Regions from separate parts of the Homo sapiens genome. Here region 2 is linked to region 1. Evidence: chromatin contacts called from ENCODE Hi-C or POLR2A ChIA-PET data. All regions are on one chromosome and are shown on one strand. The core of a region is the stretch at or near the end of the contact, and the rest is flanking DNA. Distances in the headings are between cores, read along the strand shown. Region 1 overlaps EHMT1 (euchromatic histone lysine methyltransferase 1). Region 2 overlaps EHMT1 (euchromatic histone lysine methyltransferase 1).

Region 1 (2,666 bases), core at 72-2,571:
CTCCCGCCTGGGTGGCAGTGAGACCCTGTCTCAAAAAAAAAAAAAAAAAAAAATTACAGACTAGATGTCGAAGAATATATCTTGTTTCTTGTTTATTTTATTTTATTTTTTTTGAGACAGAGTCTTGCTGTGTCGCCCAGGCTGGAGTGCAGTGGCGCGATCTCGGCTCACTGCAACCTCTGCCTCCCGGGTTCAAGTGATTCTCCTGCCTTAGCCTCCCAAGTAGCTGGGATTACAGGCGTGTGCCACCACACCCAGCCCTCTCCTTTAAACATTCCCGTGTTGGTGGTCATTGTGATCATCACTTGTGTATGTTGCTGTTACAAATTGCACTGCTGCTTTAAACAGCATCATATATTCTTCCACATGTACATGTCCAAGAGTGTTTCTAGATAAGCACCATGAAGTTAAGGTGCTGGGTCATACAGAGAGGACTCATTTAAACATGTTTTAAAATTATGACAACATATACATAACATAAAATTCACCATCTTAACCATTTTTAAGTATAAAGCTCAGTATTGTTAAGTATATTCACATTGTGCTGCTGTTACCACCATCCAGCTCCAGAACTTTTTCATCATTTCAAGCTGAAACTCTGTCTCCATTAAATGCCAAGTCTCCATTCCTCCCTCCCCTCAGCTCTTGGCACCCACCTTTCTATTTCCTGTCTCTAAGACTTGGACTATCTAGGGACCTTACACAAGTGGACCATACAGTATTTATCTTTTGTGCTTGGCTCATTTCTCATAGCATAATGTCCTTAAGGTTCATCTGTGTTATAGGATGTGTCTGAATTTCCTTCCTTTTTAAGGCTGAATAGTATATATGTAATTATATATATATATATAAAATATATTTTTTTTTCTTAAAATTTTTTTTTTGTAGAGACAGAGTTTCTCTGTGTTGCCTAGTCTGGTCTCGAATTCCTGAGCTCAAGTGATCTGCCCGCCTCAGCCTCCCAAAGTGCTGAGATTACAGGCTTGAGCCACCGCGCCCAGCCGTAATGTTCTGTTGTATGAATGGACTACATTTTGTTTGTCCATTAGTGGATGTCCGTTGATGGACACTTGGGTTGCTTCCACCCCTTGGCTATTGCAAGCAATGCTGTTGTGAACATGGTGTGTAAATATCTCTTTGAGACCCTGCTTTCAATTGCTAGGTCATATGGTAATTCTATTTTTGATGTGTTGAGGAACCGCCATACTGTTTCCCATAGCAACCGCACCATTTTGCATTCTCACTAGCAGCACGCAAGGGTTCCAGCTTCTCCACGTCCTTGCCAGCACTTGTAAGGGTCCATCTCTTTGATGACAGTCTCTCCTGGGTGTGAAGTGGCCTCTTGTGCTTGGTACACTTGCCTGGCTCTTGGCTCCCGCCCACATGCGAAGCGCCCTGTCTCCCCTGGGCAGGGACTGGGCCCTGTGTTTCCTGGCCCTGGTTCTCTCATTTCCTTCCTCTTTTAATAGAGGACCTTTTGAGAGTGTTCTCTTTCCCTGAAATATAAATGAAGTGCAGTTTACTAAAAATTCACAGGATATTCCTGATTGTATTGAAGTGCAAAACAGGCAGAACTAATGAGAAGGGTGATGTGTGTAAGAATTTGGAAATGGTATAGGATGAGAATCATACACAACACCAGCCAGTATCAGGCAAGGTTCCAGAACACCACTGGGGAAGGGGCTCCTTCAGCGCTGATGAAGAACGTTTACGTGCACCTGTGGATCTTTCACATGGCATGTCGTCACTAGATGGTGTTTTTCTTTTTTTTCTTTTCTTTCTTTCTTTCTTTCTTTTTTTTTTTTTTTGAGACAGAGCCTCACTCTGTTGTCCAGGCTGGAGTGCAGTGGTGTGATCTTAGCTCACTGCAACCTCCGCCTCCTGGGTTCAAGCAATTCTCCTGCCTCAGCCTCCCAAGTAGCTGGGATTGCAGGCGTGCACCACCGCGCCGGGCTAGTGTTTGTATTTTTAGTGGAAACGGGGTTTCGCTGTGTTGGCCAGGCCCGATCTCGAACTCCTGACCTCAGGTGATCCACCCACCTCAGCCTCCCAAAGTGCTGGTATTACAGACGTGAGCCACCGAGCCCGGCCTCAGATGGTGTTTTTCCATCAACTTTTTCTTTTTACTTAGAAAGGAGTTTTTAAAACCATAAAAAGTGAGAAAACTCTCTTTTAGACGTTGATATCTTCCATGTGTGGGAGGAGCTAGATGATCTGCGCGCTGGTCAGAAGCACGTTGCATGGTGTGTGTGTGTCGGACGGCAGTGAACAATGCTCAGGCGCCTGCTCCAGCCCTGGTGAAGCCATCATGCTCCAGTGCGCAGTGTCTGTTGCTGCTGGGTGTGGGAGCACCAAGGAAGAGACCTGGGCAGGAGCTGACTTCAGAGCCGGCTGAGGAGGGGTGAACACGTGCGGGCAGTGGTAGGGTGTCTTTTGGAAAAAAGGGACAATCAGAAGCCTGAGAGTCCGGGGTGGATGTGGCCACAAGGGTTGTCCTTGGAATCGGCTGGACGGCACCTCTGCCTGCCTCACCTGGGGGCTTTGGACCCTTTGGCGAATGGGCACAGCAGAGGTTTTCAGCATGGCAATAATAAGACTTTTTAGAAAGGAAAAGTGTAGTGGGTGGATGGAAAGAGCAGGTTAATTGTTAAACTCGTAGGGGAGAT
Region 2 (2,666 bases), core at 49-2,548, 47 kb after region 1:
AGAAGAAAACATAGGACAAAGGCTCCACAACCTTGGATTTGGCAGTGATTTCTTGGACATGACACCAAAAGTGTAGGTAACAAAAAAAAAGGAGACACACTGGGTTTGATGAGACTTGGTGTCTTTTGATGCACAAAGCTTTCTATCTCCTTGTTTCCCTGTTTCCCTGCTTCTTACTGCTGCACTTGGCTAGTCGTAAAGAAAAGACACTGTTAACGGAATAAAAAGGCACCTGTGGAGTAGGAGAAAATATCTGCAAATCCTATGTCTGATGAGGAATTACTACCCAAAATATACAAAAAAAATCCCACAACTCAACAATAAAAACAACTTGATTAAAAAATCAGCAAAGGAGGCCGGGTGCAGTGGCTTGCGCCTGTAATCTCAGCACTTTGGGAGGCCGAGGCAGGCAGATCACCTGAGGTCAGGAGTTCCAGACGAGCCGAGCCAACATAGTGAAACCCCATCTCTACTACAAATACAAAAGTTAGCTGGGCATAGTGGTGCATGCCTGTGGTCCCAGGTACTTGGGAGGCTGAGGCAGGAGAATCACTTGAACCCGAGTGGTAGAGGTTGCAGTGAGCCGAGATCGGACCACTGCACTCCAGCCTGGGTGACAGAGTGAGACTCTGTCTCAAAAAAAACAACAACAAAAAAAAAACAACAAAAAAAACCCAAAAAAGGCAAAGGACTGGAATAGACGTTTATTCAAAGAAGATGCACAAATGGCCAGTAAGCCCATGAAAAGATGCTCAACGTCACTAATCATAAGGTAAATGCAAATCAAAACCACAGTGAGATACCACCGTACACCTGTTGAGGACAGCAACTATCAAAACAGAAAATGGCACATATCAGTGAGGATGCGGAGAAATGGGAACCCTTGTGCACTGCTGGTAGGAAGTGAAACGGTGCATCTGCTGTGAAAAACTCAAAAAACTAAGTGTGGAACTACCATGTGATCCAGCAGTTCCACTGCTGGGCACGTGCCCCAGCAGCACTGAAAGCAGGGTCTTGAAGAGATGCTTGTACACCCACGTTGATAGCAGCATCAACCACAGCAGCCAAAAGGGGGAAGCCACCCGAGGGTCGGCTGTCGGGCGAACGGATCAGCAAAGTGTCGTGTGCAAAACGCAGTGACGTGTGACTCAGCCTGAGAAGCAGCGAAGCTGGGGCCCGCGCTGCAGCGTGGATGAGCCTCGGGGACACTGTGCCGAATGAAGTAAGTCAGCCACAAAAGAACAAATGTTGTACCATTCCACTTAAAGGAGGTCCCTAGAGTCGTCCAACTGATGGACACAGAAAGAGTAGAAGGGGCTGGAGTCTGGGGCTGGAGGAAGGGAATGGAGAGTTAGGGCTTAATGGGAACAGAGCTTCAGTTTGACAAGATGGAAAGAGTTGTGGAGGTAGATAGGGGTGATAGTTGCACAACATTCTGAATGTATTTAATACCATGGAACCGTGCACTTAAAGATGATGAAGATGGTAAATTTTGTGGTGTGTGTATTTTACTAGTAAAAAAAAAAAAAACAGGCCGGGCGCGGTGGCTCATGCCTGTAATCCCAGCACTTTGGGAGGCCGAAGCAGGCAGATCACAAGGTCAGGAGATCGAGACCATCCTGGCTAACACGGTGAAACCTCGTCTCTACTAAAAATAGAAAAATTAGCCGGGCGTGGTGGCCCAGGTACTCAGGAGGCTGAGGCAGGAGAATGGCGTGAACCCAGGAGGCGGAGCTTGCAGTGAGCGGAGATCGCACCAATGCACTCCAGCCTGGGCAACAGAGCCAGACTCAGTCTCAAAAAAAAAAAAAAAAGAAAGAAAAAGTAAACTTAGGTCATAAAGCAGTTTGAGTGTCCACACTTGTAGGTTGCTGCTGGGTTCAGTGTCCACACTTGGGTAGAAGCTGCAGGTCCCTGCTTGGTACAGTGTCCACACTTGAGTAGAAGCTGCAGGTCCCTGCTGGGTTCAATGTTCACACTTGGGTAGAAGCTGCAGGTCCCTGCTGGGTTCATTTTCCACACTTGGGTAGAAGCTGCAGGTCCCTGCTGGGTTCATTGTCCACACTTGGGTAGAAGCTGCAGGTCCCTACTGGGTTCATTGTCCACACTTGGGTAGAAGCTGCAGGTTGCTGCAGAAGTTGCAGTGCTTCCCTTGCGCTTTTTTGCTGGTGACCACAGGACATGCCCAGAGTGGAGGCCCTGCCTTTTGCTTTGTGAGCTTGGAGTGTTCGTGCCTTCTGCATAGGTGGGTGGGAACAGTGCCAAATACTGATCCTGAATGGCCTGGGGTCTCTGTGTGGACTTGTCGGGCAGGGAGGAAGGAGGACGGTGTCTCTGATGGCAGGGAACAGTTCTACAGGTGCTGCTGTCCAGGCATGAGGCCTGGACATAGAGCTGGGCCCTGCTCTATGTGACCTGAGGACAGAAGCCCTTGTGAGTGGCAGAGTTGTGGTGGTGACCACGCAGACTGCTGTGTTTCCCGTGCACTTGCTTTTTTCCCTCACTTCCAACCTCCCATCCACCTTGTCTGCCCTCTGGAGCCTGTCGCCTTTCTTCCTTGTCCACACCTCTTCTACCCAGCAGCCCAGCCTTCCTGCAGAGCAGCTGGGCAGTGCCCACCCCCACCCCACGCCCATTTCCACTCCTGGCACTATTTTTCCTGGAAC

Evidence for each region. Hi-C counts contacts between places; a loop is a spot of excess contacts on that map. ChIA-PET counts read pairs that join two places held with the same protein, here RNA polymerase II (POLR2A). Pooled maps may share reads with other maps.
Region 2: a loop to region 1 is called in a pooled map, with 2.2 times the contacts of the local background. The contact joins two enhancer-like sites. A Hi-C loop is called at or near these places in 2 of 168 maps with a recorded cell type or tissue (B cell and OCI-LY7), 23 of 37 single-sample maps with no recorded cell type and 5 of 50 pooled maps. POLR2A ChIA-PET finds 5 or more read pairs at or near these places in 4 of 52 experiments (B cell, H1, SK-N-SH and 1 more).

Annotation. Positions count from the first base shown.
Region 1 is chr9:137,690,475-137,693,140 of GRCh38, forward strand. All of the region lies in intron 1 of EHMT1 (euchromatic histone lysine methyltransferase 1), which reads left to right. Among named protein-coding and RNA genes, the nearest start is that of EHMT1, 73 kb to the left of the region's middle. Within about 2 kb of position 1,322, at least 9 of the 41 ENCODE cell types and tissues checked have a DNase peak (open chromatin) inside an H3K27ac peak, as active enhancers do; they include B cell, where a contact is called at or near this core.
Region 2 is chr9:137,737,558-137,740,223 of GRCh38, forward strand. All of the region lies in intron 4 of EHMT1 (euchromatic histone lysine methyltransferase 1), which reads left to right. Among named protein-coding and RNA genes, the nearest start is that of MIR602, 100 kb to the right of the region's middle. RefSeq lists an enhancer at 523-782. Within about 2 kb of position 1,299, at least 3 of the 41 ENCODE cell types and tissues checked have a DNase peak (open chromatin) inside an H3K27ac peak, as active enhancers do; they include B cell, where a contact is called at or near this core.